3 separate regions of the Homo sapiens genome follow, and all the other regions are linked to region 3. Evidence: chromatin contacts called from ENCODE Hi-C or POLR2A ChIA-PET data. All regions are on one chromosome and are shown on one strand. Each heading gives the region's core, a stretch centred on a gene start or an enhancer-like site at or near the end of the contact. The rest is flanking DNA. Distances are from core to core; before and after follow the strand shown. Region 1 overlaps KCNK12 (potassium two pore domain channel subfamily K member 12). Region 2 has its middle 40 kb from the start of MSH2-OT1. Region 3 overlaps KCNK12 (potassium two pore domain channel subfamily K member 12).

What was found. A loop is a pair of places that touch in the nucleus more often than their neighbours do. ChIA-PET counts read pairs that join two places held with the same protein, here RNA polymerase II (POLR2A). Pooled maps may share reads with other maps.
Region 1: a loop to region 3 is called in a map of posterior cingulate gyrus, with 2.7 times the contacts of the local background. The contact joins two enhancer-like sites. A Hi-C loop is called at or near these places in 4 of 168 maps with a recorded cell type or tissue (Right ventricle myocardium inferior, dorsolateral prefrontal cortex, heart right ventricle and 1 more) and 4 of 50 pooled maps. POLR2A ChIA-PET finds 5 or more read pairs at or near these places in 2 of 52 experiments (A549 and WTC11).
Region 2: a map of natural killer cell shows a loop between it and region 3 (8-fold over the local background). The contact joins two enhancer-like sites. A Hi-C loop is called at or near these places in 3 of 168 maps with a recorded cell type or tissue (dorsolateral prefrontal cortex, endothelial cell of hepatic sinusoid and natural killer cell), 7 of 37 single-sample maps with no recorded cell type and 8 of 50 pooled maps. POLR2A ChIA-PET finds 5 or more read pairs at or near these places in 9 of 52 experiments (AG04450, H1, OCI-LY7 and 4 more).

The regions. Positions count from the first base shown.
Region 1 is chr2:47,556,836-47,560,198 of GRCh38, forward strand. All of the region lies in intron 1 of KCNK12 (potassium two pore domain channel subfamily K member 12), which reads right to left. It also overlaps a transcript of MSH2 not described here. Among named protein-coding and RNA genes, the nearest start is that of KCNK12, 12 kb to the right of the region's middle. Within about 2 kb of position 1,492, at least 3 of the 41 ENCODE cell types and tissues checked have a DNase peak (open chromatin) inside an H3K27ac peak, as active enhancers do; they include dorsolateral prefrontal cortex, where a contact is called at or near this core.
Region 2 is chr2:47,485,363-47,488,807 of GRCh38, forward strand. It overlaps a transcript of MSH2 not described here. Among named protein-coding and RNA genes, the nearest start is that of MSH2-OT1, 40 kb to the right of the region's middle. Within about 2 kb of position 1,914, at least 3 of the 41 ENCODE cell types and tissues checked have a DNase peak (open chromatin) inside an H3K27ac peak, as active enhancers do; they include OCI-LY7, where a contact is called at or near this core.
Region 3 is chr2:47,520,014-47,523,204 of GRCh38, forward strand. KCNK12 (potassium two pore domain channel subfamily K member 12) reads right to left here. Exons shown (of 2, transcript NM_022055.2): 2 at 1-1,795. The coding sequence ends at 894. It also overlaps a transcript of MSH2 not described here. Among named protein-coding and RNA genes, the nearest start is that of MSH2-OT1, 5.9 kb to the right of the region's middle. RefSeq lists a silencer at 926-1,195. Within about 2 kb of position 1,283, at least 8 of the 41 ENCODE cell types and tissues checked have a DNase peak (open chromatin) inside an H3K27ac peak, as active enhancers do; they include OCI-LY7 and dorsolateral prefrontal cortex, where a contact is called at or near this core.

The DNA.
Region 1 (3,363 bases), core at 242-2,741, 37 kb after region 3:
GCTGGAAGCATGGGAGGTGGTGGTCAGAGGTGAGATGTTTAGAGTCAAAAACTTTGAAGGTAATGCAGTTACTAGTAATAGCAAGGACATACATAGATAGAACCAAATGACCTGCTGGGGTGGGATGGAAAGAAATATGGTTATAGATGAGATGGTTAAGGAGCCCAGTTCTTGGATGCATCATCTGTGGGAGGCTGGAGAAGGCTGGAGAGGAACTCAGTGAGGCAGACTTCAGTGAATGGGCAGGAGATGCATGCTGGCAACCCCAATGACAGAGCTTGCTATGGTTTGAATGTCTCCTCCAAAACTTACGTTGAAATCCAATGGCTATTGTAAGACTTTTAAGAGGTGAGAACTTTAAGAGGTGATTGGATCATGTGGGTTCTGTTCTCATGAATGGATTAATGTCATCATCACTGGAGTGGGTTGGTTATTGCGGGAGTGGGCTCCTGATAAAAGGATGAGTTTGGGCTGATTCTGTCCTGCACTTGCTCACCATGTGATGCCTTCCACATGGATGACTCTTGCCAGATGCCAGAGCCCTCTATCATAAACTTCCCAGCCTCCAGAATGGTGAGTGAAATCAACTTTTTTTTGTTTGTTTTTTTTTAATAAATTACCCAGTCTGTGATATTCTGTTATGGAAGCAGAAAACAGACCAAGACAAGCTAAAATTCATACCCAAGACCAGGGCCCCCAGCATTCTCTCCCTAACCACTACATTGTACTGCAAATTGTCACTTGGCAATGCAGATTTCTTCATTCTTAAAATGGATACATGAATAATGCATACCTGCCCGGCTGAACAATGCACATCAAGGAGCTTTGTAAGGCAATTTCCGTATGTTAGGCATACAATCCAATCTCTGCTTGACTGCACCAAGAGGCCCGAACAACTCCAATCAGTACAGGTGTATGACCCACTTCAGCTCTTGTTATATACTCTGCTGAACTGCCTTCTGGGTCATGTATATTGCTCACTAATTTGATGTTAGGAACTGAGATGCCTTAGGGATTCGGGGACTGTGAAGGTAGAAACGGCAGTAAGGTGGACTTCATGCAGCTGCTGGGTTCCTGACATTGGTTACAAGTTACATCTCTCTTTAAATATAATGGGGTATGTTGCTGCTTACAGGAGCTTTGGAATGAATCCCTTTGAGAAGCAAAGCCTTCTTTTACAAAGCAGGTCATCATCTGATCATCATATTTTACTTTTTATAAAACAGGTGCCTAGGTAGAGTTGGGAATCTTGGAAACGGCCATTCATTCAAATTTACATTGATTCTGAAAATATTTCTGTAGCCCCTCCCATGTGCCATGCCCTGTGCCAGGCACTGGAGACATGGAGGGGAATGGAGGAGATAGCGTTCTCATCTTCCAGGAACCCAGAATCTGGCAAGAGAAGCAGATGCTAAGCACACAGTCACACAAGTGATTCCATGCCAAACCAGCAGGAAGTGTGGGGAGTGACAAAGAGGGTGCTGGCAGGGGCAGGCCCTGCAGTCCCACTTCTGCACTGACACAGGCAAGGACCTCTTCCCTGCCTGCCACTGAGGCTGCCAGACCTTCAGAATTAGCTCCCATGCAATCTCAGCTTTCTTTCCCGACCTTCCATTTTAGAAGAGAACCCAGCAATCCAAACCTGCATGGCCTCCAAAATGCACCCCGCCCCTAGGAAATGCCAACACACTCAGCACAGGCAGAGGCCCGTGCCTACCTTTCCCCCTCGCACCTGGGCTGTCCCTGCAGAATTCCTGGCAGGTCCTGGTGTTAGCAGCTAAACAGGCTCACACGAGGCGCTCAGAATTCAGAACACTTGGCAGCAGGGAAGAGGATCATGGCCATTTGGAAAGGATTAGAGAGGAGTCACGCGGAGTGCGATTCGGAGTTTGCGTTTATCTCAACTGAAACTTTCCAGAAAGCTAGGACAACTGATTCCAATAAAAGCTTCCCCAAGTATTTTTGGAGGCATTGTGATGGTGCTGGGCCGTGTGGGTGGGGGTGGCTTTTCCTGGTTTGTGGAATTGCATTTCATTACTGATTAAACTTCCGTCAAATGTGTGAAGCAACCTCCAGTTTCTAAGGAATGTGTCCTGGGCAGGTGAAGAGAAAAGGCAGAACCACTGGACTGAGAGGTGGAATTGAGCAGGGCCTCTTTATGGCTAAGAGATGTGGCCAAGGCCAGGGCCAGATAGGAAATCTGAGTCAGTGGGAAAACTAGGACCAGAAGCCCCCCTAGTTCAGAACTGAACTTTTCCTACTGCTTTCTGAGGGTAACAAGGGCTGAGGCTTAGAATTGTCTAGTTTGGTTTCAGTCCAGGGCAGGGTCAGGATAAGGACCCAGCTGACTCAGAGAGCCATGGAAACGCACTGCCAGGGAGGGGAGCTCCAGAATGAGCTGGCTGCCCTGCTGCACACCTGCCAGCCACTGAGAGAGCATTAAAGCAACGGCCCAGCAGAGGGGCTCATGCACAGCCAGCCCCTCCAGCTGTAGGAGTGGGGAGCCCAGCAGGGAGGCCCTGGGAGGTTCTGGAAACGTGGTCTGGGCCCAGCTTGCTCAGTTTTTATTTTTTGTTGTTAATTTCCAGCAGTCCAGGGTTTTCAGTTACTCATTCATTCCATCCACTCAACATATGTTGATTAATCACCTACTTTGTGCCAAGTATTATGCTCCATGATTGACAGAAATTACCTCTTTGCTGCACTTCGAAGTAGTCATTCAATGCATAGCTGCTGCCATGATGGTTATTATCATGTTATTAATTGTAACAGTGACAAGCACTACTAAGATGTAGCTTCTGAGGTGGAGAAAGAAGAAACTACGTTTTCTGCATACCTACTATGTGCTGGGCCCTGGGCCAGCTTTAGACACATCTTAACCCACTGAACGGTGGCTTACTTCGCAGATGGGGAAGCTGGCATAGAAACAAATGATTGGCACAGGTCTGAGGGCAGTAAGAGGGACTTCACAGTAGGTCCCTCTCTAGTGGCACCATTTGAGCTGGATCTTGAAGACTGATTTCACCTGGTAGAAAACAGGGAGGAAGGGAAGGGCATTCCAGGTGGAGAGTACAGCATATGTAACAGCCTAGAGGCTTAAAGTGCGAGGTAAGGGGGACAGAAGTTAAGGGTGGCTAGAGAAGAGAGTAGCACTGGCAGGCGCTTGGTGCAAGGTCTAGGCAGGGTCTGTTTCAGGACATGACCTTAGGCAGAGTCTCCCTCAAGCCAACCACCCTTCAGGAGGCGAGTTCTGAGCTGGCTATGTCCCCAGGCTTTCCTTGCTGGTGTGCTTAAGGGAGGCCCTCCTGTTTTTTTGGTTTTCTGTCCCGCCTGTCCATGCCCACTGCAGCTGTTTCCAGTGCA
Region 2 (3,445 bases), core at 664-3,163, 34 kb before region 3:
GAGGATGTGGAATAACACTGGTAGGGGTGTTAAGATTATCTGGTGAAATTGAAAAGACGCATACGACCCAGCAATTCTGCTCTTAAGTGCATACTCTGGAGATGCTTTTGCCCATTGTGCTGCGAGATGTATACAAGAATGTTCCTAATACCTCCACACTGGAAACAACTCATCAGTGAAAATGAACTACAGCTACACAAAATGACATAGATGGAATCTTAAAACGTTTAGTAAAAGAAATGATACAAAAGGATACAGTTTTTTTTTCATTTATGTGAAGTTTAAGAATAGGTGGTATTGTTTAGGGATGCAGTCTTTGGGATGGCAACTGTAAAGAAAAAGTGATTGTGTTAATCAGAGTGATTGTCTTTAGGGAAATGGAGTGCTGATGGGGAGGGGGCACATTAGGGCTTCTGGAGGGCCACAGTTCTGGTTTTTAACCTGAGTGGTGGTTTTGCACGTGCTTGCTTTATAGTTAGCTGCAATTTTTTTTTTTAATGCAGTTAAAGTTTGGTATGAGAACAAATGTATGACCGATGAGTCCTTTCAGTTTACCAAGTTCTTTTTCGTCATCGTTAATTTAGAGTGGGTTACATCAGTTTTTCTTTTCTGGCTGCCAAAGGCTTAGGAAAAAGGCAAACTGACAGAGGAAGATTTTAAATGTAGAAATATTTATTGGTTTACAAATCCTTTTAATCACTTATACATGAAAAGCTTTCATATAATTCAAAAAGCAAATTTTAAATTCCAATGAAATAGTTCATCCCGTGGTTGTGAAAGAGTGTTTTTAGATTGCTGCACAGAAGCATGTTTAACGTGGAAATCAGCTCATGGTTTTAGTTGTTAGGGCTACAAGAAATTGGGGGAGACTTCATTCCAAGAAAACATGTAGTCTGTCAGGCTGTTTTCATTCCTCTAAAAGAGACAGTTTTCTAAGATGTTTTTGAAAATGAGAAAATACGTAATAGATCTGCTTAAGAAGTTTCAAACTTAATCTGTGCTTATTACATGAATATGCTAATGTAAAACCAGGCCTTCAGTTAGTGTTTCCTTCCTTTTAGAATGGTGTATGTAAAGCAAAATATAAACTAATTTCTGACCTGTCAAAGGTTTTTTCTTAAAATTTAAATTTATAATGTGGTTTGGTTTTTCTTTCCCACTCAAACATGAATTTGGGTAATACCAGAATAAAGCTGGATATATAAATTTTATCCAAAATTTAGAACTCTGTTGTTAAGAAATCTGTTGACCACATAACCATGTTTCTGAGAAAATACATGATTTTTTGCATCTTTAAAAAAAATTAGCACTAAGAAGCTAAGATGAAGTTGTTTTTGTAATTTGATTTTTTTTTCCTTAAAATACTGTTTTGGAGTTAAAAGTTGTAGCAAAACTGGTATAAGAAAGATGTTTTAAGATATATTTAAGTCTTGTCTCATACTCTATTGACTAAGCTAGCCCGGTGACTAGGGTAGATGTATTTAAAGAATAACTTTTCCCCCTTAAAATCTCAATATTCCACATCCTGTTAGACTTCTTGAGTATTAAATACATCTTCTATCCTTGGTCTTTCTGCATTTAGCTTTTTTGGGAAGTATGTTTTTACCCAAGCATATGGTATGAGCTGCTGATTCAGTATTGAGTGGCTCTTTAAGCTTGTTAGTTACATTCTGCTGATTAAAATGGTGTACAGAATAGTCAGGAAAAACCAGTCCCTGGTCTGAAATAAACAATGTTAATTAGCTTATGGGGAAGAACAAATGAGTAAGGAGAATTTTCATATACAAAGGAAATCTCTGATTGTCTTTCTGGACTCAGTGTGTTTGGGTTAAGGAGATAGGGTGCGGCTGGAGAAAATGATGAAAATGTTCAGAATGTTACATGTATTTTTACACTGAAACTGGAAGTGGAAGCCCAGTGTGATAGTTTTCTGCCCGATGTTGGCCTGTCTTCACACCCACACCACTTATCTTGATTGATAGAGCTACTACTTCCTCTTATACTGCTTCAGAAGTTAACCTCTGTGGTGCAGTGCTAGGATATCACAGAGGAAATAATCCCTTGTAGACAGTGTCTTGTTGCTGGGAGTTATCAGTGCCTCCTGTTCTCTCTAAGGAGGGCAATGGGAAGCCCTTTCCTTGCATTTGCTACAGCCGTTTCCTTGACCTCCCTGGAAGAACAGTATTTCATGGTGTCAGACAACATTCAGAACATGCTCAAATTAAATGTATGTCAGTATGCATTTGCTTTGGTGTGTGGTTTGTCCAAACCAAAGTGCCCATACATGTCTCTGGTCCAGCCATGTGGGAAATTCAGCAGTGGGGTGAACCATATGGAAATGGCAGGTGTTGGGCAGCCTTGACTGGACTGCCCTGGTCTTACTTCTGGATTTGGTGAGTAGAAGATCACACTGTTGCTTGCTGCCCTGGGTTCACCTCAAAGAGGGAAAGAAGAATTAGCAACTTAAATGGTTAAATTTAGAAACAAGAAAAAGTTCTGTCAGTGGGCAGTTTCTTACGTCTAACAAAAAAAACAACAGCAGTGAATTCTTTTGTGTTCAGAATTAACCAGTAAACACAACCTTAGCAATTAACCTATCACTATCACGATTGTTTATTTCCTGGAATTTTGTTGACAGAATTAGTCCAATAAATGTTATGAATAATAATTTTATGAATAGAGATAGGTTAATGCCAAATTAAGTATAATTGAATCTGAGACATTAATGCAACTGTTTTAAATTCAACCACTGACCTGCAATTTTTATATGCCTTGTCCATCCAGCAAGATACATTTTGTCCATTTTTTTCATGTTTAAAATTTAATATTTATTGTCAATTCCAGTGTGTTTCATTGCTAAACATCAGGCTCAGCCAAAGCAATCACGAAAATGACTCCACGTTGAATCTTTAACATCACAATGTGGATTAACAATTTGGCAACATTTGGCTGGGCGCGGTAGCTCACCTATAATCCCAGCACTTTGGGAGGCCGAGGCAGGTGGATCACGAGGTCAGGAGATCGAGACCATCCTGGCTAACACGGTGAAAACCCGTCTCTACTAAAAATACAAAAAGCCATGCATGGTGGCGGGTGCCTGTAGTCCCAGCTACTTGGGTGGCTGAGGCAGGAGAATGGCATGAACCTGGGAGGTGGAGCTTGCAGTGAGCTGAGATCGCGCCACTCCAGCCTGGGCAACAACAACAACAACAAAATTGGCAACATTAAATACTTTGTCAGTATCTGAAAAGTGCAAAGTACTGTGCTTGGCTCCCCAAAGGCTCCTCTTAATCCTGAAAGGCAGGTGCTTTTATTATCTTTTATCTTATTATCTACATTTTCCAGATGAGGAAACGTAGGTACAGAGGTTTAGTAACTTGCCCAGGTCACATAGCCAGTAAGTGGCAGAGCTGGGATTTGAACCCCAGTACCCTATCTCCAGCGA
Region 3 (3,191 bases), core at 33-2,532:
AATATCTTGTCTGAGAAGACTCAGATATTCCTGGTTAATATTGAAAAGCACTGCTGTGGATGAGCTTGTGAAAGAAAGGACGGTTGGGGGATTCAAGATCTGCCGATCCGAGCCTGGAGATCAGCCAGCTAAAAGCCCAGCAGGGCTCCTGCAGCCTCACCGCTCCCCTCCTCACAGGTGCCCTGGACCGCCCACCATTAGAAGTAGCTGCCCTGTGCTCTGTGCTAAATGGACTAACTCTGAGCTGAGAAAGGCCAGCTAAGCCCCTCACCACTGCAATTTCCAAATCTGGGGGAAATGCCACAGTCCGCAAGTTGGTGCTATGTTTCATCTCATTGCATAATACTACACCATTCTCTGTGTGTAGTGGCTGTTCTATATATATACATCGGGAGGCAACATATGGCTGTCCCAACCCCCACCTGTCAAAACTGTGACTATATCACTTCTGACGACCAGAAGGAAGCTGCTAGGCTGGGCCAGGATTCTAAATGCTGAGGAGGTAATTCAGAGCCACGAAAAGTTGCACCATATGCTTTGGGGTTGCCGGCTGCTTCTGTGCATGGGGACGGGGTTTAGTGCCAGTCTGCAAAACCCTCCTCGCTGCGGTATGCCCTGGGTGTGGGCCTGGGGGGCCACGTTTTCTCTCCCTGAAGGAGAATCTGCTGGGGGCCACGGTTCTCCAAGAGGGGACTCACAAGGAACACAGGCGTCCCCAAAACCTGCCCTTGATAACATCAGGCCTGGCCAAATAGTATTTCTTTAAAAAAATTTTTTTTGTTTCATTTTATTGGATAAAGATTAAGAAAGCGCCAGCAGTGACTGAGAGAAGCAAACCACGCCCGGCGGCCCCGCGGCCTGGAGAGGGTCCCCGGCGCGGGCGGACGGGCGGTCTACCTGGAGGCGCTGGTCTCGGCCAGCCGGTTGTTCATGATGCCCAGCGCGCCCACGCCGCCCGAGAAGCCGTTCTGGCGCGTGTTGACGCACACGCTGCGCGGGTAGCCGTTGGCCGTCTCCGACAGCTGCTTCTGCAGCAGCGCCAGCGACACCTTGTTGGAGGCCGTGAGGTCGCGCATGGAGATGAGCTCGCCCGAGAGGCGGCGGCCCTCGGCGTCGCTGTCGCGGGCCGCGGGGTCGGCACCGAGCGCGGCCAGGCGGCGGCGCAGCCGGGAGCCTGGGGTGATGGCATTGCGCCGGGCCAGGGGCGCGCCAGGAGCCGGGCAGCAGCGCGCGCAGCAGCGGCAGCTCAGCTTGCGCAGCATCCAGTTGAGCACCTGCTTGATGAGGATGGAGATGACGTTGAAGAGCGAGTAAATGCAGCACACGCCGAGCAGGATGAAGAGGAAGTTGCCCAGGCGGTAGAGCCCCTGGTTCCGGTAGGCGGCGTGCTGGCTGCTCACCAGGTCCCCGAAGCCGATGGTGCTGAAGGTGACGAAGCAGAAGTAGAGCGAGTCCACGTAGTCCCAGCCCTCCACGCTGGTGTACATGGCCGAGGCGCAGCAGGACAGCAGCACGGCGAACAGGCCCAGGATGAGCAGCACGTGGTACACCGAGGGCTTCCAGCCCGCCAGGCTGTCGGCCTCCGAGAGCGCGGAGCCGCGGCGGAAGGTGGCGGGCAGCAGGCCGCTGCGGCGCAGCTGGCGCTCCCGGCAGGCGCGCATGATGAAGGCCAGCAGCGAGATGATGCGCTCCAGGAAGAGGTTGAAGAACAGGATGGTCCCAGCGCAGCCGAACAGCCCGTAGGCGATGAGGAAGGCCTTCCCGCCCACCGTCGCGGGGGTGGTCATGCCGAAACCTGTGGAGACAGGGCAGGGTCAGCGCGGTCCTGGCCGCGCAGGTGGTCCTCACTGGGCGAGGGTGGGGGGTGTGGGGGCGGGGGCATGCAGGTGCTTGCGCGGCTCCTATCTCGAGTGGCACCACTCAGGTGGAGGAAGAACAGCACTTAGTCATTTATCTCCCTTGGTGGCACTTAATAGGTTTCCTGATCTTGGCAGCCCCTAAACTGATGGAGGAGACATGGCCCTTCATCTTGGGGACCTATAAACCCAAGTGGTTGGGACAGGTAGTCACTAGGAAGGACCCATCATGACACAAAAAATAGAAACCACTGCTGCACAGGTGCAAACCACTGAGCTACCCACAAAGCCAACAAGGGACACCTGCTCTCCCACTCCTCCAAATTTTTTTTTAAAAACTGTCATCTTTATTTTAGTTCATAAATACATTAATATACTAGTCTAGGTGAGTTTTGTTGGGTGAATTACAAATATTTACATTAGAAATCAAAACCAACATAGATCTCTTCAAAGATATCTAGCTTCTTATGTGCTTGTGCACTTTTTATACCAGTCTTGTTACTTGGAAACTCCACTGCCTACTTGAGAATGGTGAAAAAAGCCAAGTAATCTTAGTGCTGTGACTAATTTTCACTTTACAGGCACTTCGAAAAGGCCTTTGGTCAAACGATCATATTTTCTTTTTTGGGGGGATAGGTTCTTTGTCACCCAGGCTGGATGCAGTGGTACAATCATAGCTCACTGCAGCTTTAAACTCCTGGGCTCAAGTGATCCTTCCACCTCAGCCTCCCAAGTGATAGGACTGCAGGTGTATGCCACCATGTCCAGTGAATTCTTTGTTATTTTTTCTAATGGCAGAGAAAGGACCATATTTTCTTAGTCTGCCAACATTTCATGCCTCTGGAATTGGGCCTAAGGCCAAGTGGGTAGTCCGTCACTTCCCTAGTTCTTACAGTGTGAATATGGGGTGACAAGAAAATGTGCATTTCAAATCAATTCCCAGATGACTCCAAAGTCTTACATACTAGAATAGCAGACTTTTCTGTTCAAAGGGCAGTTTTTAAAGAGTTGTCATATGTGCCCAATTTTTTTTCCCAAGTGTGCCATAGATTTTCGGTCCCTCCCTGTTATTAAAAAAAAAATCAGTTTACCAACTCTGCCTACTAACTAAAGGACCCCAAAATTAAGTGTCAGTGCTCAAAAGTCAACTGCAGCTCCTCTTCTTTCCTCAAGTTATTTGGAATTGTGAGTGAATCCGAGCCGAACAACTGTTGACTACGAGTTTTTCTCCAAAAGCCTGGTTTTTAAATGTAACCTGTAGTACACCTGGGCAGACAGCCTTGTTAGGGAAGCATTCCATAGGGCTTTGCCTTAATTGGGATTGTTCACTCTGGG